4 separate regions of the Homo sapiens genome follow, and regions 2, 3 and 4 are each linked to region 1. A link is a contact called in ENCODE Hi-C or POLR2A ChIA-PET data. All regions are on one chromosome and are shown on one strand. Each heading gives the region's core, a stretch centred on a gene start or an enhancer-like site at or near the end of the contact. The rest is flanking DNA. Distances are from core to core; before and after follow the strand shown. Region 1 holds the start of CEP170 (centrosomal protein 170). Region 2 holds the start of CNST (consortin, connexin sorting protein). Region 3 holds the start of CHRM3-AS2 (CHRM3 antisense RNA 2). Region 4 has its middle 11 kb from the start of MIR3916.

Region 1 (6,611 bases), core at 4,112-6,611:
AAATACAAAAAATTAGCCGGGCGTGCCTGTAGTCCCGGCTACTCGGGAGGCCGAGGCAGGGGAATAGCTTGAATCCAGGAGGCAGACGTTGTAGTAAGCCGAGACTGAGCCACTGCACTCCAGCCTGGCGAGAGAGCAAGACTCCGTCTCAAAAAAACAAAAACAAAAACAAACAAAAAGGCCCCAAAAACAAACAAACAAAAAAAACCCATCCGAATGGTTTTCATTATTTTTGTGTCACCTTTCCTCCCAGCATCTTTTATTTATGTAACATTCATTCTATTTATAAATGTGCATGGCTTTGTCCTTGGCTATATTAAGTATATGGCCAGGATGGAGACATAAGAGTTTGGCTTGTTGAATTTATAAATGTCAAAAAGCCAGGAAGGAAAGCTAATCCCTTGGATGACAGAATCATGATTCAAGAAGATCTCAAGTTTTAACTATAGCTACGTTCACGGAGATGAAATTTAATAGGAGGCAATGGTAAAATACTGGTTTAAAAACATCACCTGTGTGTTTATACACAATGGGAGAAATCTAGCTAAGTGTAAAAATGTTGGTTTATGTTGACTACATCAGTGGTTTCCAGACCAATTTTTCAGAAAACAAATTAAGAATCAACATAAGGCTGCCAACTTTTTATTGGTTAATCAGGAACACTAAAATAAAACAAAACCCCATGACCAACATCAAAAGAAACTTAACCTATCATTACTTAATAGGTGTTACTAACACTATCATTTAATAAAGGCCATTTATGAACATTAGAAAAGGAGAACAAAATCTCAAAAAATAGTACCTTGAATTACATAAATATAACTTGAAAAGCCATGTAACATTTCTCTCTCTCTCTCTGCTTTTTGCTTTGAATTAGCAGAGATGACTGTTGTTAAAGAGTTGATACAATTTTAGACTTTAAACACAAGTGTATGGCTTGAAATAAGGAAAGGGACAATTTCACTGCACTTTGCATTCAGACCATAACTGCAGAATTAAATATGGAAACAAGATCAGAACACAAAGAATAGCACTGACAAAACTGATTGAATCCAGCTGAGAGATGTGAGGGATGGCAAAGGAAACCATATGAAGTTGGAGGTGTCCTAACATTTAGACAAGAGAAAATCTAGCTAATATATTGAGAAAAACCTTACTTCATCTTACTCCTAAAGACTGAATTGCAACCAGTGGGAAGAAGTTATATAGTAAAAGCAGCTACTAGCTCAATTTAAGTGAGATCTTCCTATTACACTTTTTGGAAGCTAAACAGGCTTTCCTATGCCCAGGGAAGGGTTTGTGGAGAAGTTGGACCCAATAACATCTCAGAGATATTAGTAGTGGGTGATACATTGTATGAGCTGACTTCTAAAGTTCCCTTGAATTCTAAAATTTTATGAACCAGAGTAAGGAAATAAGTGGTACCCTTTAACTTACTAAAAAAGATGAGTAGAAAGAATTTTGGCTTTAGCCAAAAAGACAAAGGTTCAATTATAGGCCCTATCACTTAGGAATGTGTAACGCAGAGGCAAAGTTATTCACTAACTCTATGCTTCAAATTTTTTCAATGTGTAAAAATAATACCTTAATTTAGAAGTTTGTTGCAGAAATTAAATACACACACACCACACACACATAAACTTCCTGGCACCTAGGAAATGTTCAAAATTTGGTAGGTATTATTCAACGATTCAATAAATATTGTGTTTCAAAGGGTAATATTTTCTATATCATTTATTACTTATGGATATACTTAAAAAATGACTTGTTCTCTGCTATGTGTCATTTGTTTTTCAGACCTCAACAATGCATGCTTGGGATTCTTTTCCACTTCTATACTTTCTGCAATTCCTGTTTGTATGTAAGTAGATTTTATGAGGTTTTCTTTAACTTTGCTTTTGCTGTTTTGTTTTTCCACCTTTATTTGATATAAAAGTGGGCTTTAACAGCAACACACATTGGCTATGTCACTGGCTTTGGCTAAAACATTTCTGCTAAACTGGACAATATATCCAGTTTAATCAACCACACTACCAGACAGATGTTTTTTATCTCTCACAATGGCTAACTCACTGCTGAACACTCCTTTATGAAATTTTTGAGTAAGTAAATAAAAACCTAGGGTATCTGATTAGAAATTTTGGTTATTAATGAAATAAAGATATTTCTTCCCATCAAAAGTATCCCATTTCTTAATGAAACAGATCAACACTGAATGCTCCAGTCAATACTATCTACTCACCAAGCATTCTTCAAATGGCACGTAACTGCTCTTTTGTTATACTTCCAGAATAATTTGCAACTGTACAGATACTTTAGTTAGCAATTAAATATCAGGTTGTCTGTCAGATACTTAGTTGAAGAGTACACTGCTTAACATCCCAGTGTTTGGGACAGATAAGAAAGAAAAGTCTTTACCTATTAATTAGTATAGAAAAAATATTTTTCAGGAATACAATTTTGTGGAATAAAAAACATTTTGACAAAAAAGCTTAAGCATATACAATATTTAGTACTAGATGAGCATTATCTAATTGCAATCAGATACAATAATAAAACTAGTTCTTTTTTTCAGTAGATAAAAAGGAACAAGAAACTGATACTTGGAACAAATCAAATAAATCACGAAGCACAGAATTTTAAAAAGTACCATAACAGCATTAATATGCAGAATGTATGCTAAGGTTTACAGTATAAATTTCACTATTCTAATGTTAAAATAGGGAACAGGCAGATTATTTCCATACAAAATAATCTCAGAACACAATGAAATTTACCAGTAAAATACATTTAAAGCATGATTGAATATAATCCCACATACTGAAATTTAGTTACAGATTTTTAAAGTTGAAATTTAAGATAAATAATAAATCCTTTAAAGAAGTCTATTAAAATGCAACGTAAAATTAAACGATTAAAATTATAAGGGAAGAAAAAAGCACTTTATGGCAAAATCAACCCAATAAAAAACATAAAGTTAATATATCTTAAAATGTAAATTCTAGTTTAAGTTAAAAGTAATCACTAATAACTCATTAATGATTACAACTCATTAACTGTGGCAAAATAAACATCATAGGTTCTTGTTATGCGGAAATTTTATTTTTAACACAGCCTATAGAGTTGATCATCATACTATTATAAAATACTATTGATTTTCAAGAAATAATATTAAAACCTACCGTTAAGTAGCTACCATTAGGTAGTAGGGAAAACACTGCAACACTTCGTTTTTATGAAAAGCACATGTTAGGACATCTTTCCTCATGTAGTAAGTTACTTTATGAAAGTAAAGGTCCATTTTAGGAGGATTACTACTTTTACATCACAAAGGCAAGAACTAGATTAATCACGGTGAGAATCAAGTTCAGTGATAGTCACAGCCTACTCAGGGAGCACATAGAGAAGCTTTCCATACATTTTCACAAGGTAAAAGGGCTAGGGGGACACAGGAAAGATCACTCTGCAGAATGGACCTTGAGTTTCGTTTGGCTCTGCCTTCGATTAACTGTCTGGCTTGGGCAGACAAGTCAGTTAACTTTCTGAGTTTTAGTGTCTTCCTCTGTCAAGTGCACTTGGGCTCTTCCGTGTTATCTACAAAGTTAGGAAGAGCTAAAGGCAGCCCTAGTTTTACTTTTTAAAAAATAATAACAGAAAAATACATAAGTTGCTATTCATCAGTGTACTGTTTCCAGAGCTGAATTCCTAAGTCTCTGAAGCATACCCAGTTAGGGTTATACCAGTGAAGATCCAGATACTATAGTCATAATGTCACTCTCTCCTCTCCCATTATTCCTCCACCTGCTCCTCCCCATCCTGCTTTATTCTCTCTTCTGGTGTGTTTTAAGAAGCAACGCCAGCAAACGGCTGCATACATTGTAAGCTTAAGGATTAAATCATTTTAAAATATGCATTTTCAATCAAATGTATCATCTGCTTCGCCAAATTCCTCCCAAATGGCTGAATTTTCATTAAGAGAATAAAAATGAGTTAACAACTTCGGTAACAGAAATGTACTGGGCCAGTTGTTTTGTTTGTTTTACTTGCTTAAAAAATAAACGGAAAGATGTATCCATTCCCTCAGGAACATAAATGCATTACCTGCCCAATGAAAAAACAATTCTGCTTGTTCATTTCCCTGACACAACAGCTTCGTTGTCAGGCCCTCTCTAGCCCAGGCTCCAACGTCACCTAGTAATTTTATATTGATCACCTTGGCAGTGCTTGGACTCCAGCAGGCATAGTCCCTGTCTTCCTTACATTCCTCAAAATAAATAAATAAATAAATAAATAAATAAATAAAACTCTACGAAACACCACCGAACAGAGATTCTGTGACTTAGTATACAAATCCCACGTCTTCCCGCCCTGTGTTAGGCAGCTGCAAATGTTATTTTTTCATCGCTTGCATAAAATGGAAGCGAAACGTACCAAAACCCTACATCTGAATCCTAGGACAATGAAGCCGACAGGAAGCCACTCTCTCCTCCCCCGGGTTTACTACAGAGCCAGAGCCTCCACGGGGTGCAGTCGCCAGGCAGGGTGCATGACACCGCGTCTTCCACGCCCTCCCAACGCGTCCAAAAGGTTGCTCGCCTGACCTCGCCAACCGCCTCACACCCCAAAACCAATCACACAAAAGGGATTGGCCCGGGGAGCTGCTCCAATGGGGGAAAAATCCCTTCCCCAGCGGCAGCGCAGCCATTCCCTCCAATGCTCCGCCCGCACCCCTCGCAAACTGCTACGGCGGAGGGGGGAGGGCTGCACAAAGCCAGTCGAAAGCTGAAAATGATTCAATGCACTTAGGGGATGCGGAGGCGGCAGCAAGGGGCTCGGGAAAGCCGGGGGGCCGCAGGACTGGAGCTCCGGGGGGCGGCGGGTGGGGGATGGGAAGGGTGGTCCCGTCAAGCCCCGGGTCCCAGGCGGGCAGAGGGTGGGGGTGGCGGCGCCGCGCGGAGCACCCGGGAAGCGCCCCCTTCGCGGTCCAGCCCCGCACCCCCGCCCCGCGGCGGGCGGCGCCCGAGTCCTCGCCGCAAACCCGAGGAGCAGGATGTGGAAAGCAGCCGCGGCGGTGGCTGCGGCTGCGGCGCCTACACCGAGCAGCCGATCGCATCACTTACCCCTTACCGTGGAGAGAGGGACCGGACGGGGGAGGCGGGGCGCGTCGCGTCCCGTGAGTCTCTCGCACGCCGTCCTCCCCCCACCTCGTCGTCGTCGTCGTCGCCGCTGTTGTCGTCGCTGCCGCTGCGGTCGAGCTCCGGGGCCCTCAGCTCCGCTGGGCAATAACGTTATTCCACACACGCCCCACACATAGCGGTAACGGCAAAGACCGACTGCCTAGTGCGCAGGCGCCTCGGGAAAGGGCGAGGAGCCGGACCCTATCCCCTCCTGCCCAGTTCCAACGATCCCTTACTGCGCAGGCGCCACACACAGACAATGAAAAGGGGTTGTGCGAGGGTCTCACCCACACGCTTTTCCAGCTTGCCCACTGCGCAGGCGTGCCCCGAAAGACCAGCTTGAACAATGAAGAGGACCTCGGCGTTAGGTGGGACCGCAACCAACAAGGACTACAGTTCCCAGCGGGCAGAGCGCCAACTCCAAGTGAAGGTCCGGTTGCTGGGCATGCTAGGAGTTGTAGTGTCGGCCGCCTTTACAATCTAGGCTGTTTGGAAGATTTAGAGCTTCTATTTCTTGAAGATTTATTCGACCGTTTTAAAAAATCTCGCAACTGAAGCAGGGTTCAGAGTTTACTATCTGCGTCCTTGAGTAGCCTGGGGATCAACTGCTGCATATTAGCAAATTTCGAAGCGTCAAGGCCTTCAGTGAGCCCTTTCTGTCATTTGGGTGGTCCAGGCAGCTGAAGAGTGGGATGGAGGCGGGACTAAACCAGGCTGGGCTGGAGGAAAAGGGCGGGGCCTGCAAGCCTGTCTCTTGGCAGCAGGCTCTGGCAGCCAAACCGTCCAAGCTAGCGCCTGGAGCGCAGTGGTTTCTGGGAATTGTAGTGTAACTGGAAGGCCCTGAGGATTGTCGAGCTTGCAGGTTCTGAACGTGAGGACTACAACTCCCGACGTGCAAAGCGAGGGCCAGTGGGTGGGAAGAGCCCCCAAGAGCTCTGTGCGGGATTCTAGGCTCCCCTGTGACAGCCGCGGCAGGAAGCAGGCGGGCGCTCCCCGGCCACAGGCCTGTTGTTCTCGGAAGGGAGAAAGCTGGACATTTCCCCACGTAACTCCCAGCTCTGGGCCTAGAGTGCGTGCATGGCGAAGTCCCCGGAGAACTCTACCCTGGAGGAGATTCTGGGGCAGTATCAACGGAGTCTCCGGGGTGAGTTGCTCCAAACCTCTGTCCCTAGCCCCGAGGTGCCCAGGGCCTAGTGGGCGGGAGCAGACCAGGTGCGTTTCCTAACACCTGGGTTCTGCCCCGTCCACGCTACAGAGGAGCAAGATGGATGTTGCTGTGGTCTTGAGGAGGATGAAATAGTTTGATTTAGTTTTTACAGTTAAGCAACGATGTTTCCTCAGATTCCCGTAGTTACCTCAATCAACTCCTTGATCTTAACTTGGCATCTTTCTCAACCGGCGACAGCAGAAACTCTTGGATAGCTCTATGCCATT
Region 2 (7,401 bases), core at 2,494-4,993, 3.3 Mb after region 1:
GCAGTGGTGTGATCTCAGCTCACTGCAATCTCTGAGTCCCGGGTTCAAGCGATTCTCCTGCCTCAGCCTCCCGAGTAGCTGGGACTACAGGCATGCGCCACCACGCCCAGCTAAGTTTTGTATTTTTAGTAGAGACGGGGTTTCACCATGTTGGTCAGGATGGTCTCAATCTCTTAACCTAGTGATCCGCCCGCCTCTGCCTCCCGAAGTGCTGGGATGACAGGTGTGAGCCACCGCGCCCGGCCCACAGGAAACATTTTTAAAAGCCGGCCGGCAGAATGTCTCCTTAGCCTTGACGGACCCGCTTCCTGGTCCCTCAGCTGCTTCTGATGTTTCTTCTTAAGAAAAAATAAAATGTGGTGTACAGTAACCTTTCAATGAAAACACAGCATCCCAGGAGACTGAAAGCCTGCCGCTGTGTGTTTCCACTGTTCAACAGCTGACACAGGGATTCTGATGCTGCTGTGCTGCTTAGTTTCTCTGAACACACTTTTTTTTTTTTTTTTTACTGTACTAATGGTATGTCATTTTTTCTACTGTTAAGCACTCATGTGTGAATAAGTGTAAGAAAATGATGGCTTATCAGAAGCATATAAATTCGGAGTCAGGAGCTAGGCATGGTGGCTCACGCCTGTAATCCCAGCACTTTGGGAGGCCAAGGTGGGTGGATCACCTGAGGTCAGCAGTTCAAGACCAGCCTGGCCAACATGGTGAAACCCCGTCACTACTAAAAATACAAAAGTCAGCTGGGCATAGTGGCGGGCGCCTGTAATCCCAGCTACTTGGGAGGCTGAGGCAGGAGAATCGCTTAAACTTGGGAGGCAGTGGTTACAGTGAGCCGAGATCGCACCATTGCACTCCAGCCTGGGTGACAAGAGAGAAACTCCATCTTAAAAAAAAAAAAAAAGTCAGGGATGATGACGATGTCAAACAAGGAGATTGTTCACATGGGTGGGTGACATAGTGACACCTTTGCTTTCTGATGGTCCAATGTACACAAATTTTGTTTAATGCACAAAATTATTTAAAATATTATACAGAATTGCCTTTAGGCCTTATGAATAAGATGTATATGGAACAAAAAAGGAATTTTTAGACTCGGGTCCCATCCCCAAGATATCTCATTATGTATATGCAAATATTGCAAAATATGAAAAAATTTGAAATCCAAAACAGTTGTGTTCCCAAGCATTTCAGATAAAATACTTAATTTGTATGCCAACCTTTCTTGCCTTTCAAACCCTAAATATAGAGGTTACACAGATCCATTAACCTAATATTAGCACTTATTCCAATTAGATTCCAAGCTCACAGAAGAAAGGAGCACAGCGCAGCTTAGTAGAAATGGGGAAACAAGCCTAGGGATGCCAGTTATACGCTTTGTTCAAAGTCACCCAACTAGGCTGTAGCCGACCTAGAACTAGCAAACAAGTCTTAGAACTCCTCATGTTTCAGCCATTCAACAGCACTGAATATTAACTGTGTTCTAGTCTTTGGGAATAAACAAGATATTTCAGAGATGGCTCCCTAAAAGATATTCTATGTAAAACACTGTGTGCTTAATTCCATTTCCTTAAACCACTCACAGATAGTTGAACAAACAATAACATACGTTGAGAAACTAAAAATATACCTCCAAATGTGGAATAAAAGTTTTGTCACTTTCGAGCGCAACCACTTTGGCACCAGCTTCAAGTAATGCCTGAGTCAGGATTCCAGGACCTGGCACATTAACAGAACGAAAAGTTTATTTGTACAAGAAACATAATCTCTTTCAATACCAAACTTTCATTAGATGTTTCACACGTTATTACCTGGTTTTTAAATCTGACAGCATCCGCAAAGTAGATGTCACTCTCCTTTTTACATATAAGGAAACAGGAGATTATATATACTTATTTGACTCCAGCGTCAAAAGTGATGCAGCTTGGCTTTGAAATCATTGTCAGCGACTGCAAAACCTGCACTCTTTTTTTTTTTTTTTTGAGACGAAGTCTCACTCTGTCACCCAGGCTGGAGTGCAGTGGGGCAATCTCGGCTCACTGCAACCTCTGCCTCTTGGGTTCAAGCGATTCTCCTGCCTCAGCCTCCCGAGTAGCTGGGATTACAGGCGCCCGCCACCACGCCCGGCTAATTTTTGTATTTTAAGCAGAGACGGAGTTTCACCATGTTGGCCAGGCTGGTCTGGAACTCCTGACCTCAAGGGAACCACTCGCCTCGGCCTCTGAAAGTGCTGGATTACAGGCGTGAGCCACCGCACCAGGTCAAAACTTGCACTCTTCATCACCATGATTCACTACCTCTTAGAAGAAAAAAGTCACAGCAAAATAGATTGCCTCTAGCCTATCACTTCCTCACGGACTACACGGATGCTTTAACCATCAAAGAGATTGTCAAGCCTAAACAGAACTGACTCCCTGTGATATGAAATGGTGCTTTAAAAAACTATCATTCAAAAAGCCTATAAATCTTGTGTTCTTAGCATCCTGCTATGGTCTATAGGGAATGCACGGAAGAATAAGATAACATCATTTTTTCAGCTGGCAGAGGCTTGCAACTCTTTTGGGGAGATAAGATCTAAGAGCATGTTTTATCAAAATATTGTGTAAAGTGCAAGCTGCTACAGAAATACTTTGTGGTGTCATTAACGATACAGACTCTACGCTTATGTAGTGGGCAATCTCTCCAACTAAGGAGCTTCAAACAAAGACCCGTATCTGGACGGGCGCAGTGGCTCACGCCTCTAATCCCAGCATTTTGGGAGACCTAGGGGGGAGGATCACGAGGTCAAGAGATCGAGACCATCCTGGCCAACACGGCGAAATCCCGTCTCTAGTAAAAATAAGAAAATTAGCTGGGCGTGGTGGCGCGCGCCTGTAGTTCTTGCTACTCGGGAGGCTGAGGCAGGAGAATCGCCTGAACCCGGTACGCGGAGGTTGCAGGGAGCCGAGATCGCCCCACTGCACTCCAGCCTGGCAACACAGCGAGACTCCGTCTCAAAGCAAAAGAACAACAAAAAAGACCCCCCAGTATCTAAAATAGCACCCCGAGGAGGGTCAATACGTTTGAATAAATGATGAACATCCAAGAAAATGCAATTCAGCTGGACTCACCTGGATTGCACTCCAGCAGTAGGTGTGGAGGTCTACTTGGTTTTCCCAAATAGATTTGCGCCAGGGTCTCAGCCAATCTCCGATCGGTTACGTAACGCTTAAAGTCTAAGCTGGCCTTAGACGCCTTCCTTGGCGGATTCCTGAAATCCGGTTCGGGCCACAGCTGCGGAGAGGAGTCAGAGAGCCCACAGTGGTTCCTCGCCGGCAAATGCTTTCGCGTCGCCGCTTCAGACCCTAAAATGCAAAAGCGACCAGCGCCCGCCAAGGCGGAGAGCCTCAGCCGCCGAGGAAGCCCGACCACTGGGATCCACATGTCCTTGTCTCTCAGGCCCGCTCCAAGAATCACCTAGTGCAGCTACTACAGTGAACCCCACGCAGGGTATCCCACGTGGAACATTTTCTGGCGTCCGGGCCAGGTCAAGCGGAAGTAAACACTAGAGCCTGCGCATGCGAACAGCGGAGCCTTCCTGCTTTTCTCCCTCACTTCCGCTTCCGCCTCGGCTCAGCCGCCCGAGGATTGTGAGTGGACCGTTGAGGAGAGCGACCGACCATCCGGCTGGTGTCCGGACTCGTACTCTATGGTTGTCCGCGCTCTGCGCTTCCTCTCTAGCCGCCAGTGCTCTATGCTCCGCGGTCGCGGGCCGCCAGCCTCCAGCCGGCCAGCCGCGAGGGGTGCGCAGAGGGAGGCGGGGCGGAAAGGCGAGAGGTGTCTCCTCCACCGGAGCCAGGGGAGACCCGAGCAAGCTCCGTGACAGCACGTCGGCCGCCATGTCGCCGAGTGGGGCTGGAAACAGACCCGGCGCCCAGCGGTAGCCCTCCTTGCGCCTCCGATTCCCAGGTGAGGAGAGGAGGAGCGGGATGCAGGGGACCCGCCGGCTCGCGGCCGGGATGGAAAGCCTTTCGGAAGCCTCTCGCTCCTCCCCCTGCGCTGTCCTCCTCCAGCCGCGCAGCCTCTGCCCTCCGGGTGAGGTGTAGCCCGGTCCCCTTACCTCCTCCGCCTCTCAGGTCGCCTGTTTTCCTCTCCTTTCTCAGCTACTGTGGGTCTCCTATTGCTGCGCGTCGCGCCAATTTCTCCCTCCCTAGGGGACTAGCGCCAGAAGTCGTTCCTCACCCGGCTCCTGGAGGAGCCTGCGGCTTCCACGGTCTCCGTTCCTTTCTGTTGTGTGGCCCACAGCCCGCTCTCCCCACCCTCGTGGATGGTTTTCATTTCCCCCCCACACCTGGTCCCCCCCATCACTACCACTTTGGTTGTCAAGAACCGCGTGGTGTCTCCCTTCCATTCCTCTCTCTGGGCCAATATTTTCCTTAATTTTTTCAGTTTGTGTGTTTAAAAGACTTAAAGTTAAGATTAAAAATGAAGATGTAAAAGCTTACAATTCCTTTCTAAGCTTAAAAAGATTAAGACTTTAGGATGCTTACTGTATTCCTTATGTAAACTTAGTCAAACACATCGTACTGTGGAATGCGATTTAAAAGACCCAATTTTGAAGACTAAAAATAGGATGCTGTAATGGAAATTTTGGCAGTCTTTTTTTTTTTACCTATTGGGCAATGTTAGAAGACACGGTTCTTTGAGAGTGTTTTCCGTGTTTCAGGATCAAACTTAGAGCTTTTACCCATTATCCTTACCACCAAGGCAAGAAACGGCAGCCAATCAACTCCGTGTCTTAGAATACGTACAATCCTTTCTGCTTACTCTACTGAGAGTGTAATTGAGTTTGGCATTTAAATGCACGAGGAAAAGGTTCCTAAGGAATGTATCACCCAGCAAATAGTCTGAAGATTATACTCATCTGATGAAGCTCAAGCGGATAAAGAATTGACAACTAAATATGACCTTTTGTGTATTATAAATTTGTTAGGACATCATAGAAAATATCTCATCAACTGTTGTGCAAACTGTGGGGACTCACTCATTGGTCTTAATTTGCTTAAATTCTTTTTTCGTACAGTTTTCTCACTGACAATTTTCTAGAGGTGACTTTGCATCCTCTGAACCTCTCTCCATTACTGAGCTGCCTCCCCCTCTCCCCTTAAAAAACATTTTCATAGATTCAGAAATACACTTTTTTCCCCCTCCAGGACCTGGAGTCCTAAATATTTTTAAATCAGATAAAATAGAATTATGTCTTCATGGTTCACTCATAGAAATGTGTCGTTGAATTTCTGACTTTTTAAAAAAAACACTGTGGTGGCTGGGTATGGTAGTTCATGCCTGTAATCCCAGCACTTTGGGAGGCCAAGGTGGGAGGATCACTTGCTGCCGGGAGTTCGAAGCCAGACTGGGCAACATAGACTCTGTCTCCTTAAAAAAAAAGAAAGAAAGAAAAAGAGAAAAAGAAAAATAAACACATTGTGGTTAAAAACAAAACAGTTATTTTAAAATGCACTGTCTTATTTCATAATGTTTGTGGACCAAAGTTAGCCTACTGAGTCCTAGAAAAACTGATGTCATTTTTTATTTTGCTTTTGAGTGTTATTATTTTCTCTTGGTTTTGGGAAAGAGAATTACATTATAATATTCCCTTTTTACAGTGTTGATGGTTCACTTGTTTGTAATTGAAGGTACTTGAATAATAAGAGATTTTTGTACATCTTATTTTTTTTCTGAGGTCCCAGGTGCTGAGAATGTTGATTTCACCTTAAAGATGAACTTTATGATCAGGATTTAGACATACTTTATTAGAAAAACTTGATTAGTGTGCAGTATTTCCCATCTTTTTTCTTAAGAAGTGTGGTTTTCTATCCTATGCTGTTTTTGCCTTTTTGAAGTAATTTTGAGATGGAGTCTACTCTGTCGCCTAGGCTGGTGCCATCTCGGTTCACTGCAACCTCCGCTTTTCGGGTTCAAGCAGTTTCTCCTGCTTCAGCCTCCCGAGTAGCTGGGATTACAGGCTCCTGCTACTATGTCCAGCTAATTTTTGTATTTTTAGTAGAGACGGAGTTTCGCCATGTTGGCCAGGGTGGTCTTGACCTCAGGTGATCCTCCGACCTCCACCTCTCAAAGTGCTGGGATTACAGGCGTGAGCCACCACGCCTTTAAAATACTTTTTTTCTTGCTTTTTACATTTAAATATATTTATTTATTTGTGAAGGCGGAGTTTTGCTATGTTGCCCAGGCTGGTCTCAAATTCCTGGCCTCATGCAATCCTCCCACCTCAGCCTCCCAAAACACTGGTATTACAGGCATGAGCCACCACACCCAGCCTCTTTTGGCTTTTAAATGACAACTGTAATTGGGAAATGCCAAGTGATAGTCCTTGCTTGCTGTTAGAATTAAGGCTGTAGGTCTGTAGCAGCAGTCTTCAATAGAAATACAATGCAAGCCATATAAGTAATTTAAAATTTTCTAGTAGTGGTATTAAGAAAGTAAAAAGAAACAGGTAAAATTTTAGTAGTATATTTTATTTAATCTTATATATGTTATTTTAACATGAAATCAATTTTTAAAATGAGATATTTTACATTATTTGATACTAAATCTATAAAATCTGGTATTTTATACTTACAGCACATCTCAGTTTGGAGAAGCCACATTTCAAGTGCTCAACAGTCACATGTAGCTAAATGTTACCTTACTGAGCAGCACAAATGATAGGATGGTCACATGATTTTTAAGCTGTCTTCCTACACTGAGAGTCTGATTCTGTGGGGTAAATTAAAAACTCCTCTTCCTGAAGTACTGCGGTATTTAATTTGAGAAGTTTCTATGCAGGAAGAGAGTTCTAAGTCTCTTCCTTTTAGTGTTTTTGTTTTGTTTTGTTTGTTTTGAGACAGATTCTCATTCTATTGCCCAGGCTGGAGTGCAGTGGCAGTCCCGGAGCCCTGAACTCCTGGGATCAAATGATCCACCTCAACCTCTCAAAGTGTTGAGATTACAGGCGTAGCCACCATGCCCAGCCTCTTTCTCTTAGTGTTGACTGTGTTAACGTTGAGCCCCATGCTTGTTTAATGAGGCTCATAAGATGAATAGTGTTCAGTCATTTCCTGGCGTGTCATTGTTACTAGTTATTTACATCTGCACGTCAACAGTGTGTCAAGGCACAGTATGAGTTTCTGTCGACTAAATTGTAGGGAGAACTTGAGGACCTTCAAGAAGATTGAACTTTATTGTGAACAGGTAGAGTACCTGTTGTTGCAGAGTTATTTTCTGAGTCAGTTTCAGGTAAGGCTAAGAGTTTTATAAATGTGCTTCTTTATATCATGGTGTTTCTTACCAAGGGAAAGATCAAATCTTTGAGCAAAATTTAGAAAGGAAGAGAGTAGGTTTTATGGCTGTAGAATGCTG
Region 3 (7,426 bases), core at 1,572-4,071, 3.5 Mb before region 1:
GCGCTGTTTAGAGAATAACTTCACAGAGTGAACAAGTATAGAGGTGGCCAAGTTTGGGGTCTCCATGATTGTGACTGGCTGAAGCAGAGTGGAGGTTCAAAAAGACTATTGTAGTGAATAATAGGGAGCTATAAAGCAGGTGCTGGTTGATAATCGAAAAGGGCATTGACGTCATCCAGGATCTTGGGTTGGATATTAAGACTTTAAGCCATGTACCAAAGCCTTTGTTAAATGTAGAAGGCTTCACTGGGACTCCAGCCATTCACAGGGAGAAATGATGTTTACAGCTAAACAGTGTGACTCTCAAAAGAGCCTTTTTTTGCAAGAGAGTGAATAAATAATATTTTTAATTTGGTAATAAGGAAAGCTAACCAGTGGGTCCTAAAATAGAATTAAAAAAAGAAGAGGAAGAGGAGAAGGGAGAAGAAGGGAAAGGAAAGAAGAACCTAAACTTTAAAAAACCTTGCTAGAAGAAGGGAGGGGCCCAAACGTAGCTCAAGGGGAGCGGGGATGTAGCTCTCTGACAAAATGAGAATGTACAGGAGGGTTCATTTGGTTTATTTGTATGTGTATTTGGTTGTTTGGCTTTGTTTAGATTTGTTATTAATAGTTTGTTTTGATTTTAACCATCCATATGGCATATTTGAAGAATACTTGTTCCAGATAATAGTTATGAGATGACATATTAAGGGACAATAATTGAAATGTCCTCAATGCCAGAAAAACAAATGTTCTCAATCACTTCCAGTTTTTTTTTTTGCATGAATAAAGTTACCATGAGTACATTTTCCAAAAAAGAAAAAGTTCAAATGTAAGATCTGAGTTGAATTGTGAGCTTCTCTAACGGTGTTCTTGGATTCATTTTTCAACTGCAAAAGATTGAGATCCTGAATAAGGCTTATGGGTGTATTAAAACTGTGCCCTTGCAGAGGAAGTAGCCTTGAATAGTTATTGGCTTTGAAAGCAACCAGTTTTGTTGACTTAATTATGCTGGTACCAGGAAAGCATAGAATAGATCCTGTTGATAACAAGAGCCATGCTGGACATTAACAGTTTCACAGAGAGTAGTGGGGACCATTTCTTTGGAATAAAGTTGAAACATGTTTCTTAATAGACAACTCTCTCAGCATTATAAAATCCTGATACAGAACTCAAGGAAAGACACACACGCACACACACACACACACATGATTTTTATCGTTGTTATCTTAGTAAATAATGACTAATGTGGTTTTTGGTTGTTATCAGTTGGTTACGGATTGGAGTTAACATTTCATCAGATCTGAGCAATAACCTATGTGGTAAAGTCCTAGTGTGGCAGGAATTTGGGATTCAAGGGGGGTGCTTATATAATCTGCTTTCTTAAGGTAAGGTTTGCTCTTTTATGCTACCTGTCATTTCTGCCTTAAACAATGTCCGGGAAATTCAGCCACACACAACAAAGAACCAGATCCCTCATTTCGGTTCTATCCTTCCTCCTCTAGAACTGACATTCCTTGGGGCCGTGTCCTCAAGTGACGTGTCCTGCTCTAGCTAAATGGCAGTAATCTGTGTTTGACTCCAGCAGTTTATCAAGCTATGTCATTTTATGCCATGTCAGTTTATAGAGAGTGGCACAAGATACAACAGGATAGGGAAGCTGAGTTTTCTATTTGTCTACTTCATTGAAAACATGATTTTGTTTACTGACAAGTAAATGGTATAGGTGTAAGGAAAGAGTAGCAACTACCATATTATTTTGCCAGAATCCTCATGTTACCGTTTCAAAAAATGCCAAGAAAGATGACAGTGCATGTTATAACATCCCTTACAAATAATAGCAAAGCTTTAATCAGCTGCTACACAGACACACTCAGGATTGAAATGCAACCTACTAGGGTGAAACATGACAAGCGGTTCATTGAACACTGCGCAGAAGGTAAATGAAGTGTATATTTTCCAATCACAACTGGAATTTTAAGTGAGTGAAATGGAATAAACTCAGTTTGGAATTTGAAATAAATTCACCATGGAATGTGTCTTAGAGACCAAGGTTTACACTAGCGCTATACAAACTCCTCAGCGTGAAACATGACACAAGGTGAAATTTTCCTGGCATCTTAGAGTCAGATACTGACTTCTGAAGGACCAGGGCACAGACATTTCATCAAGAGCTATTTGTTTCTAATTGGGGAAGAAAATACAGATGTTTATATAATACTCTGGGTCAGGAGTAATATTCCACCTGGTACATGGAGTTTTGTACACTTTTTCAGAGGTGGTATTTCTAGCTGAGTGTTAGCAGTAAAACATTTTCATCAAATTTCCATTCTTTTTTTTTTGAAGCCTACTTGCATAGTTCTAAGGAGTGTCATAGCTCACACATAGTGACACTGATTAGTAAAAATAAGAAGTGATTGAAGAAAACACAAGGAAAGAATCAACTTGAAGTCATTCAGAAGTAACCACTAGTAGCAATTTAACTACCCTGTTGCCAAAGCTCTTTTCTTAAATTACAGATCCTCATGAGCTAGTAAGTTTGAAGGGGAGTCATAAAGAGGAACAGGCATTATACGCAAGGCTGAAGAAGCAGTTGGTAACTAACAGTACATCTTTTTCTAAGGTAAGTTTAAGGTCACAAAAAGACTTAATGTACAGAGTTGAAAAACTTACATATTTCTTAGAAGCTTAGAAGTTATGAGTTTAGTTGGGGCTCCAGGAAGATGCAAGATGCTAGACTCCAAAAAATAAGAGAGAGGTCCAGTGTAGAATAACACTCTATAGATTAAAGGAGGACTCAAGAGTAGAGGAAAAACTTAGCAAAATACAGGGCTATGAGTTAGGTGTTCCTAGTTAGAGTCTGAGTGTCCGGAAATGATGAAATGGGTGAGCTCCAAGAATGCAGGATATGTGAAATTGGTAATCAGATCTACTGGTTTGCTTGTTCTGAGTGTATCGTTAGGGTTTTTGGGGACTGGTGTTAGTGGTGTTGGCAGAATTAGTCCCCTGCTCTTGGTTATACCTGTCCACTTTAAACAGTAGCTTGTAGTTATTTAGCCCTTAATTGCATTCAGGTAAAACCAATATAGCACCCTATAATTCAGCAAATATTTGTTTTCCTGGCAGTATTACAGTTTCAGGGGGCAGTTCTAAGGTGATTACAGTTTCCACTGCTTGGAGCTTTCTGTATATTTATCCTTGGATTAGACTCAAAGTAAGCTGATTTTATCAAGCCACCGGGTAATTCTGACCATTTCATCTGGCGATTTTAGTACGGTATTGTTGCAGCTGACCTGTATACGTAAGGAATTACTGGGTCATCAGCTCTGGGGAATGTCTTTTGATTATGAACACATTTTCAGCATGTGTCCACTGAAGGTAAGGGGCAAAGAATTGCACGATCTACTTGAATGCCTGTTTAAATAGATAAAAGTGGGATTTTGGGCACGGCCTGGTTATATCTTCTTAAACGTAGGTAGTAGAGCCGCAACTCAGCGTAGCAACAAGAGATCTTTTGAACAACTGAACATTCAGATGAAGCAACTATGTCCTTCAAACCACATCCTTCCTGCTGCCTGTGGGAAAGGGGTGATATTTGTGTTGAGCTCTGAGCACATGCAGAATAGATCTGTGTGTATTTCCACAAATAAAAGGACATTGTGTGTGTGTTTGGCACCTGGGATGGCAAAAGCAGTTAATTGCTTCCGAAAGCTTTGTTCCAACCCAGGGATCGGCAGGATTTTTAAGCACTGAACTAGGAACTGGGCACTAAAAATACTTATGCAGAAGACCTATGATAGCAGTAAGTTTACAGAGCAGAGCTAAGACTTGCAAACCGTGTTGTATCTGTGTCTTTACTTACTATGGTTGAGAGGAAAGGATTTACACGCTGCGTTTGCAACCTGCAAAGTAATGAGCCGTGTTGTAGTAACATTTTGAGATATTGTATGTTGTGTTGTTTATATGAGGATCATTCAGAATATATAGAATATAAGTATATGTTTTTCTAAAACAAAAAACTTTGCCCTAGTTTCTTTGCATATATTGTTCACATCATGTTCATATAGTCACTGGCAGTTAATGATTTTTGTCATTTAGTCAGAAACAAAGTAGTGCTCTGCCTCTGAAACCCCAAAAAAACCTAAATTAAAGTAAAATTAAAAGATGTATTAAAATTAAACTTGGATTATCAAAATGAAACAGTAATGCTCTCGTGCCACTCAACGCCAGACTTTTCATGTTGCAGATAGCAAGTGAACAGAAAGCTAAGCATGAACATATTTTAAATGCTCCTGATATTTTCAAATGCTTAATCCTAAGCCTTAAAGGGTTTTATCTATAGAGATTTGGGGAATTTCAGTGTTTCTTTTTCTTATTTTAGATTTCCTGTTAAGTTATTCTCCAGAGTTTTTATATAAAATGCACGAATAAGCATGATTTAACGAGAAGACAAAGTCTTAAGTGCTGTAATTCATGTTGGAAATCATGAGTATTTTTAAGTCTTCTTACTTATAATCAAAGTGGTCATCTCCTGAATATAATGAAAATAAGAGCAAGTGATAGCCCCTTATCTTTATTTAAATATGCTTTATCTGCAGGAGTTTGAACAACTCAGGCAAGGAAATATTTTGTTGAGAGGCAAGATGCATTTTTAAATTTATTTTTGCTTAATATGTGCTCAACTTAAATTGATTTGAGAACATATATTTAAGCAAGGTCTTCATAAATTATTATAAAATGAGAATTGTATATTGTGACATGTTTAATAATCATGATTTTATTCCAGTGATCCAATAAAAGGAGTGCTCAATTGAAGGAATGGAAATGTGTCAAAAAGCCCAAACTCTGCACAGTATAATGATTCCTAATTCTCAAAAAATCCAATGGGTTTTAGTTTCTAAAAGTGATACGATAAAAGAGTACAGAGTCTCTCTCTAATTCTGTGAGTGAAATTCTCTTTAGAGGGAATGCTGAATAAAAAAGATAAGATCAGGGAAAGAGGTGAAAGAAATGTTCTTCTCCAGTTCACCTTACATTAGGAGTCAACTTTTACCCAAGCTCAGGCAAAGTTACTTATATGAGAATCCCGGTACTTCAGGATGGAGAGAATGAGAAACAAGAAAATGATAGGCATGGTATTAAATCTTAGGTATGGCAATTCTATTGAGCAACATTAATGTTTTGGAAGGTTCTAAATCATAATAAGAAGTATGTATCTCATGCATGATACAAATGCATTTCATTAACAGGGAGAACAAGGTTTAGAGCTGAAAGTAAATCAAAGTAAGAGTTTGTATTTTAATGAAGTACAGAAGAGCTGCCCTCCTAAAGGATTGAAAAGGACTCAAAAATGTCCTTTACATATTGTCAGTACAAATGAAGAACATGTATTGAATTAATTCCTACACAGAAAATTCATCATGGAATAGCCAATAGGTATTATCTTTCTACAGTATGAGAAGTACAAAAGAAGTCTTTACTATATAATCTGATTCAGATTATATGCACTCGTGTGTATCATAGGCACTCATGAAACAATTGGAGAAAAATACAAACAAAACAAAGCAATGTAATGGTGTGGCATGAAAAAATAAATATTGCAGCAGGTGAGCGAGGGAAATCAGAGCTGATGTGGGAGATTTGCAGGACAGTGACTTTTTTTTAAGATGCACTTTTAAAAGGGGTGAAATGTGTCCCTTCAACACAAGGCATTCCAAACCATGAAATCCTAGAAGAAAATGAAAAATCATTAATTTGCCAATTCACATTCAGCTTTTGGTTCATGGGACAGGCATTTAGATACAACACAACCTATTTGATCTTCTCCTCCATAAATCATTCAGTTCCTTTAATGTTCCAGCCAAAGTCTGTGAAGCAATGTAACTGCTTGATTTTGTCAGGCGATTTATAAAAATGTAGTCACCTGGAAAATGCTAAAGGGATTGACTGAAACCAATTTTCACTCTTGTGAAATGCATCTTTGTTTCAGTCAGGTTGACTCAATAGCTAACAAAACAGAAAGAACCTGACAGACATGTTTCCCAGTGCCCATTGGCCTTATGTGCCTACCCACTCACATATACCTAGTTAGTTGCATGAACAGATATTATTGCTGTCTCCTCCCCACAAATATTATTTTTGCTACCTTAAAAAGACTTTCCTCTTGCAATTTAACAGTAAAAGGACACAAATAACAAAATCTTAAGACTTAAGTTCTAGTCTTAATATCATTGCCTATAGGAGTTGTGACTTTGGTTTTTAGTTCACATCTCTTAGTCTTGGTTTTTCTTCATTGCATTATTACTCATTAAGCACTCTGAGCAATACAAATGCATTTTCTGCAGTGCAAATGTATTGGAATTGACAATCTTCATTATGTTAAATATTAAGTAGAACTTTGTACAAATAATGCATTTCATTTAGAACTGAGTTAACATATTCAAGAGTGGCATTGAATTCAGAAACTGAATTGTTTCTGGCCTGGACAAGCTATGCATTTATGGTTAAGAACATTCATAAACATGATTGTACCTTATTGAATCTCATATTTCTTATAACTTATTTTTTTCATTGTTAACACATTCCAGGGTAAATATGAACATGTATCAACTAGGGAATATAAAAAATCAAAAGAGAAATAAAAATCAACTAGAATTGGTTGATTATGTCATCACTGTACTAATTCGTTTTCCTCAAAGTACAAAAATTCCATGTTGATGCATATATTGTACCTAGATTAGCACTTGGAGCCAATAGAGACTTTTGAATTTTCTCAGTATCCTCTGCTTTCTATCTCTCATTTCACCTCTGTAAGGTGAGAAATACTGTTGAGTTGGAATGTCAATAATATCTAAACTGGCTTTCATTAATAAGAGGTAACTATGTCCATTTATTTAGCTATACACCAGGCACTAGCACTCAATTACTTGCCAGAAATGCTAAATACATGAAACAATTCTGTTCAATAAGGATAAAACAGTGCCTAAGTAATTTCTATAGGTATTCTAAGGATAAAATAAGGAAAAAAATAAATGCATTCTAAAGTATAATTAATTATAGCTTTAATTTTTAAATGTCAATGTTTTGTCAATATTTTTCTTTGAAAGGTTAACAATGTATATTATCTTAATAGAGATCACATGAATCAAATTATATTTTGCCTTATTTTGGACTGTTTCAACTTTGTCTTTCAAAATAAATAATGGGTCAATAAGGGTTGCCAAATTCAATACTGAGACAAATGTTTATTAAGCTCCCATATGGCTATTACTAAAATGTACTACTACAAATATCTGTAATAATTGCTGCCATATATCGAAAAATTCCTGTATGCCAGACACTGCTTAGTACTTCATATGTTCTGTCTCACCACACTGATCATTTGCAGGATATAAGGTGATTAAATATAATCCCCATCATTTGGGGCAAATTGTATGAGATGTGTGTA
Region 4 (6,429 bases), core at 997-3,496, 4.0 Mb after region 1:
GGACACACAGGCTGGGGGGACAGGATGGTGGATGTGAGACCGTGCTTGCCACACATTTGGAAACGCAGTGGAAAACCAGTCCCCCTCTGGAGTGTTTAAAATAATTAACTAGCAATCAATTAGACTGAAGTAGCACTAGGACCATCGGTTCCTAAGGAAAAAAATCTAACTGAAATACATGTCTTGTAAATTACTACCTTAGGAAGAAACGATTTTCAGCCTGAACCAACCACAAACCTCCAATTAACCTCTCATTAAATAACCAGGAAATTTCCACCTGGACAGTCCACATAAGGCGACTCCACAACTGTAACTGTAACCAAGTTCTGAATTTGGTTCGCTTCCTTATGCCCCTTACAAAAGCCTTTGCTCCAAGCACCCACAAACCATGACTGGGCGCTCTGCATTGATGAACAGCTCTTTGCTCAAATAATCTCTTTAACGTTTAAACCTTGATTCCCTTTTCATTTTTACCAGGAGAAAGGAGGGCCTGGGACCCCACAGCCCACAGCTCCTCCCACGCAGTGGCTCCTCCTGGGTCGGGGCTCTCCCCCAGGCCCCTGCCGTCGCCACCGCACAGCTGCCAGCGAGGGGACGCGCCGGGCGGAAGTCGAGCGCAGAAGCGGACCGGACGCCGGGTGAGGCTGGCGGCCCAGCCCACATCCTGAGGCCAGGGGAAGCTGAGGGCCGGGCGGGTCCAGCGGGGTCTCGGGTCTGCAGACTCCGGAGGCAGCTGTGGGGAGGCCTGGGGCCGCCACAGCCAGTTCCAGCCCGTTTCCATCAGCCCCCTGCCCACCTCGGGACCCCGCCCACATACTCACCATTTCCCAGCTTCCCGGGTGTCCAGGCTGCTTAGCTATGGATCTCCTGATACCTGCAGGTCAGAGGGCAAGAGGCTGTGGCGGCCACCTGAGCTTCCCCGAGCAAAGCACGCCGAGCACAGAAGACGACCCAGCTGAGGCTGGCAGGAGAGACGAAGGCCCCGCCAGATCCCGGAAGCCGCGCCCTTCTGTCCGGCTGCACGCCCGATTGGACGGTTCCTACGTCAGCGCCCCTGATTGGATAGGGCTCCAGGCCCCGCCCCCTCAGTCCCTGAGTGACGGAGGATGTGATCGGACGCTGGGCTGAGGGCGACAAAGTGACAGGTTCTTGGCTGCAGCCTTTTCATGCAGGGCTTCCTGCTTGCGCTGGGCCTGGCCCAGCCCAGGGGGCATTTTCATTTAACCTTTTGTATAAGGTTATATCCATTTATAAATAATATATATATGTTATTCACAAATGAAAACAATATAATGGCAATGATTTTAACATTTCAGATTTTATGACCTTTCTGGCCTCTGGTAGTTTGATCAGGCAGCCTGAAATTTCAAAAAGGGAGGCAATCCTTTAAGAAATAAAATGTAAGCCACGTGTGAATTTTAAATTTCCTAGTAGCCACCTTTTAAACATTAAAAGTAACAGGTGAAACTGATTGTAATAATTTATTTAACCCAATATATTCAAAATATTATCATTTCAATGTATGATCAATATCTCAATATTCATCAATATATTAATGAACTATATAATTTTCGGTAGTCAATCTGTGAAACTCACTCTGTATTTCACCTTCCCAGCACGTCTCTGTTCAGCCACATTCCAGGCCCTCAGTACTCACACATGGCCAGTGGCTGTCACACTGCCGTGCAGCTCTGAGGGAGGTGAACGGTCTGAACCCTCATTTCCTTCCAGCAGTGAAAGATCGGTCCTCCTTATCAACGTCTCTCCCCAGGCCAAAGGCTGAAGGGACAGGGCCCTAGAGAGAGCAAGGGCTGCAAAAAGAGAGTGTCCACAGGTAGACCATTGCTGCCCCGCCTGCTGTCCATCTTCCTCCCAAAAATCAGACAGTCAAAAAAAGAACAATGGAGCCCCCAGGAGGACCTAATCCCCAGTCTTCAGGTCTTCCACAGCTTTGACTTCCAAAGTTTAGATATACAGAAAATAGATTAAACAAACTTCTGATATTGGTATTTGGCCTTGGCGCTAATAAACAGGCTATTGGTTGTCTTTTTCCTCCTATGGTGTGGGAGACTGGGTGAGTTTATGCACCAATCACGTGTACACATCTACATGTATCTCTACATAACTCACCACCGTCTAACAAGAGATCCAAATTTAAATAAAGGGAAAAGAAAATCAATACCTATAGGGTGCCTACTGTTTGCAGGTAACTAGTAATCAGTCTCTCATTGAATTCTGACATCCTGTCTGTAATGGGTGTGTGTGTTAGTTAGTTAGTGATGCATAACAAACCACCGAAACTTACTAGCTCATGATTCGGCTGGTCAGCAATTTAAGCTAAACTCAGCTGGGCAATTCTTTTGGTCTCAGCTGGGATCCTTCAGACATGTGTGGGCAGATGCTGATTGCAGCTGTTTCTAGGGGTGAGTTGCCTGTCAACTGGGGCACCTTCGTTCTTCTCCGTGTGGTATCTCGTTCCCCAGCAAGTTAATGTGTGCTTATTATCATAGAGATAACAGGATTCTGAAAGAAAAACAAAAGCACTCAAGTTTTGAACCTAGGTCCCAGACTAGCACACTGTTATATGTTCAGTTTTCTGTTGACCAGAGCAAATAAGACTCTAAACATTTTGAAATACAGATTTTGCCTCTTGAAGGGAGCAGCTATAAAAGCACTTTGCAAAGGACATGTATACAGGGAGGAATGAAGAATATTTGCAATCAGTATCATTATGCCTTTTCTTGCAGATGAGGTTTATATAAGTGTTCCTAGTCAAGAAACTTCCAAAACCCCACAGCTACTAAGCAGCTGGATTGGGATACAGAATCAACTGTAACTCCAAAGCCTGTGTACCTCCATAGACCATACTACTCATGCAACTGCCCTGGGTCTTCAAGGTTCTGGAGAGTTATACTTCTGCTGTTGAAGCAGAATTCTTTTGATATTTGTGCCCATATGGTACTGTTTATCATTGGCATAACATCCCTCAAGAAACTGCAGAAGCATGTTGGAAGGATATGGAATATTTAGGAAAATAGCTGAGGAATGAGTTTAGGAAATCAAAGCCAAACAACACATTATTTATTTTTCATCATAGGAGACTTTGAAAACATAAAATGTATTCCATATATCTGCAAATTCTTTTCATCATTTTTGGGTATTTTTAGGCTGCTTATGATTTTAACACAGACTAAAACTGCTGTGCCTGAAATAGCCTCTTATTCTGAAAGCAAGTGACATAAAGATAGGTCTGCTGATAAGACATTTTCTCCTGCTGCAATTTAGCAAAATATCTGAGTATGTCTTAAAGTTTTCCTTAGATTTTTAACAGGGCCAATTTATAGGCAGTAGCTCAGAAGTGTAGATGGTCCCACAGGGCTTGTGACTGGCATCTGGGTTGTTCAGACTTCTTTATATATTTTCACTAACAGTTCTTTATCAGCTATGTCTTTTGCAATTATTTCGTTTCATTCAGCAGCTTGTCTTTTCATTGTCTTAACAGTATCTTTTGCAAAACAAGATTAAAGTCCAATTCATCAATTTTGTCATTTATGACTCATGCTTTTGGTGTTGCATCTGAAACCTTGTTGTCAAACCCAAGGTGTCCTAGTTTCTGTTGTCTTATCTCCTAGAAGTTTCAGATTTTACATTTCACATTTAAGTTTTTGATTCATTTTGAACTACCTTTGTGAAAATTGCAAGGTCTTTGTCTCATTTATTTCTTTGCATATAGATGTGTAGGTGTCAAGCAATATTTCTTGAAAAAAACCATTTTCATGAAATTTCCTTTACTCCTTTGTCAAAGAATAGTTGACTGTATTTTGTGGGTTTATTTCTGAATTTTCTATTCTGTTCTATTGACCTATTTGTCTATTCTTTTCCAAATACTACACTGTCTTAATTACTATAACTTTATAATGAATCTTAAAATCATGTAGTGTGAGTACTGGAAATTTACTCTTCATTGTTCTGTCAACCATTCTGGGTCATTTGTCTTTCCATATAATTTTTAGGGTCAATTTATCATTATTGACTACATAACTTTTAAAGAGTTTTATTGGGATCGTTTGAATCTATAATTCAAATTGGGGCAAACCAACATCTTAACAATATTGAGGCTTCTTTTCCATGACATAGAACATCTCTCCATTTATTTAAATCTCCTTTGATTTTTTCATTAGAAACTTGTAGTTTTTGTCATGAAGATCTTTGTCATATATATATATATGACATATATATGACAAATATATATATAATATATATTTGTCTCTCTGTTTTTCTTGGTGCTATAAAAGTGGTGTTGTGTTTGTAATTTCAAATCCAATTGTTCTTTATTAATATACAGAAAATGGTTGACTTTTGTATATTAACCTCTTATTCTACAACCTTTGTATCATCTTTTACTAATTCCAGCAGCTCTTTCTTCATTATTTGGAATCGTCTACATAGACAATCATATCATCTGAAAGCAAGGACAGTTTAATTTCTTTCTCCTTAATTTCAATATATTTCCCCTTTTTTGCCTTATGGTTTTTCTACAATTATTAATATAATAATTTTTGTTGTTTAGTTTTCTGATGTGATGGTTTACATTACTTGACTTTTGAATTTTGAATCACCCTTTTCCACCTGTGATAATTCCCATGTGGGTTGTGCTGTATAATTTTTTAATACATCTTTAGATTCACTTTGCTTGTATTTGTTGAGAATTTTTGCATCTATGATCATGAGACTTCTTTGTCTATAGTTTTCTTTTTTTGTAATGTACCCATGTAGTTTGGTAGTAGGGTAATGTTGACCTTATAGAGTGGCTTTAGAAAGTATTTACCCTACTCTCATTTTTTGGAAGAGATTGTGGCTTATTGGTGTCAATTTTTCTGTTTTCTTTTTTTACTGTTTGGCACAATTCACCAGTGAGACCATCTAGACCTTTTTTTCTTATGTAAGTAATTATTAGTTATTGATTCAATTTCTTTAATACATATAGACCTAGTCATATTGTTTATCTCTCCATGTGTGACTTTTGGGAGATTGCATCTTTCAAAGAACTGGTTTTTTTCAACTAAGTTATCAACTTTCTGGTTATGAAACTGGCCTTTTGATGTCCATGAGATTAGTAGTGATGGCCCCTCTTTTATTTCTAATTAGTCATTTCTATGCTTTTTCTATTTTTCTAGCCTCACTATAGGCTTATTAATTTTATCAATGTTCACGAAAAACCAGCATTTTGTATGTTGATTTTCTCCATTGATTTCCTGTTTGCATCTTCATTGATGTCTTCTCCCATTGTTATTTTCTGTGCTTGATTTAGATTTACTTTCTTTCTCTAGTTTCCTAATGTAGGAGGTTACATTATAGATTTTAGATCTTTCGTCCTTTCAAGCACATGCATTCAGTGCACTAAATTTCCCCCTATGCACTGCTTGTGCTGCATTCCACAAATTTTCATATGATATACTTTTATTTCCTTCAAAATATTTAAATTTCTCTAGAGACTTTTCTTTGACTCTTATGTTATTTAGAACTTTGTTGTTTTGTTTACAATTATTTGAAGGCTTTACAACTGTTTCTGTTACTGCTTTCTAGTTTAATTTTAATATGTTTTCTGGGCATACTTTATATGTTAACTAGTCTTTTACATTTGTTAAGATATGTTTTATGGCTCAGAGTGTGGTCTATTTTGGTGAATATTCTTTGATTTTCTATGAGAATGTGTACTTGGCTGCTGTTGGTTAAAATATTCTGTAAACACTAATTAAATCCAGTTGATGGATGCTGTGGAGTTAAACTATATTATTACTAATTTTCTGCCTTCTTGATCTGTCAATTACTGATAGAGGTGTGTTGGTGTCTGCCACTATCATTGTAAATATTTAATTTTTTAAAAGTTTTAAAAGTGTTTGCCTCATATATTTTGATCTTCTGTTTTAGGCATATACATATTAAAGATTTAATACATTGACTTAAAGTGTTTGTCTAGTAACTCTGTCTGGGGTTTTTCAGAGATGGTTTAGCTCAAATAATTTTTTTCATTCCTCAGCCATATTTTCTTGTTTCTTCATATGCTTTGTAATTTTAGTAGTTGAAGAGTGAACATTTAAATATTTTAATGGGATAACTCAGGAAATTATTCCCTCTGCTCTAGTATTTGCTATTCTTGTTTGCTGAAGAATGTAGTTGTCTACTTTTTAAAGTGACTTTTCCAAAATATTTTTGCAGGGACTGCATTACTTGTATATAGTCACTAAAGTCTGATCTTTTTTTTGCTTGTGTTCAGTAGTGTTTTGACACATATCTCCTTGAATGAGAAAAAAGAAGAAATAAAAGCCTTACCTCTTCTGGTTTGTGTAAATGGTTCTGTGATGGGTATTTCTTTAACACTTCAGCTGTTTAAAACTCTGCTTCAGCCTTCCCTTCCCACTGAACTAA

Evidence for each region. Hi-C counts contacts between places; a loop is a spot of excess contacts on that map. ChIA-PET counts read pairs that join two places held with the same protein, here RNA polymerase II (POLR2A). Pooled maps may share reads with other maps.
Region 2: a loop to region 1 is called in a map of CD8-positive, alpha-beta T cell, with 11 times the contacts of the local background. The contact joins the promoter of CNST here to the promoter of CEP170 in region 1. A Hi-C loop is called at or near these places in 4 of 168 maps with a recorded cell type or tissue (B cell, CD8-positive, alpha-beta T cell, naive thymus-derived CD4-positive, alpha-beta T cell and 1 more) and 11 of 50 pooled maps.
Region 3: a map of naive thymus-derived CD4-positive, alpha-beta T cell shows a loop between it and region 1 (23-fold over the local background). The contact joins the promoter of CHRM3-AS2 here to the promoter of CEP170 in region 1. A Hi-C loop is called at or near these places in 2 of 168 maps with a recorded cell type or tissue (both naive thymus-derived CD4-positive, alpha-beta T cell) and 7 of 50 pooled maps. POLR2A ChIA-PET finds 5 or more read pairs at or near these places in 1 of 52 experiments (CD4-positive, alpha-beta T cell).
Region 4: a loop to region 1 is called in a map of CD4-positive, alpha-beta memory T cell, with 9 times the contacts of the local background. The contact joins the enhancer-like site here to the promoter of CEP170 in region 1. A Hi-C loop is called at or near these places in 2 of 168 maps with a recorded cell type or tissue (CD4-positive, alpha-beta memory T cell and naive thymus-derived CD4-positive, alpha-beta T cell) and 8 of 50 pooled maps.

Annotation. Positions count from the first base shown.
Region 1 is chr1:243,249,920-243,256,530 of GRCh38, forward strand. It overlaps CEP170 (centrosomal protein 170), which reads right to left and starts at 5,362. Exons shown (of 20, transcript NM_014812.3): 1 at 5,121-5,362. It overlaps SDCCAG8 (SHH signaling and ciliogenesis regulator SDCCAG8), which reads left to right and starts at 6,122. Exons shown (of 18, transcript NM_006642.5): 1 at 6,122-6,321. The coding sequence starts at 6,255.
Region 2 is chr1:246,562,713-246,570,113 of GRCh38, forward strand. It overlaps CNST (consortin, connexin sorting protein), which reads left to right and starts at 3,744. Exons shown (of 11, transcript NM_152609.3): 1 at 3,744-3,951. TFB2M (transcription factor B2, mitochondrial) reads right to left here and starts at 3,549. Exons shown (of 8, transcript NM_022366.3): 1 at 3,114-3,549; 2 at 1,634-1,722. The coding sequence starts at 3,426. RefSeq lists enhancers at 3,239-3,518, 3,749-3,808, 3,849-4,348.
Region 3 is chr1:239,716,298-239,723,723 of GRCh38, forward strand. CHRM3-AS2 (CHRM3 antisense RNA 2) reads right to left here and starts at 2,822. Exons shown (of 3, transcript NR_103776.1): 1 at 2,653-2,822. All of the region lies in intron 5 of CHRM3 (cholinergic receptor muscarinic 3), which reads left to right.
Region 4 is chr1:247,209,870-247,216,298 of GRCh38, forward strand. No RefSeq gene overlaps it. Among named protein-coding and RNA genes, the nearest start is that of MIR3916, 11 kb to the left of the region's middle. RefSeq lists silencers at 580-789, 930-1,189 and an enhancer at 596-1,095. Within about 2 kb of position 2,247, at least 2 of the 41 ENCODE cell types and tissues checked have a DNase peak (open chromatin) inside an H3K27ac peak, as active enhancers do.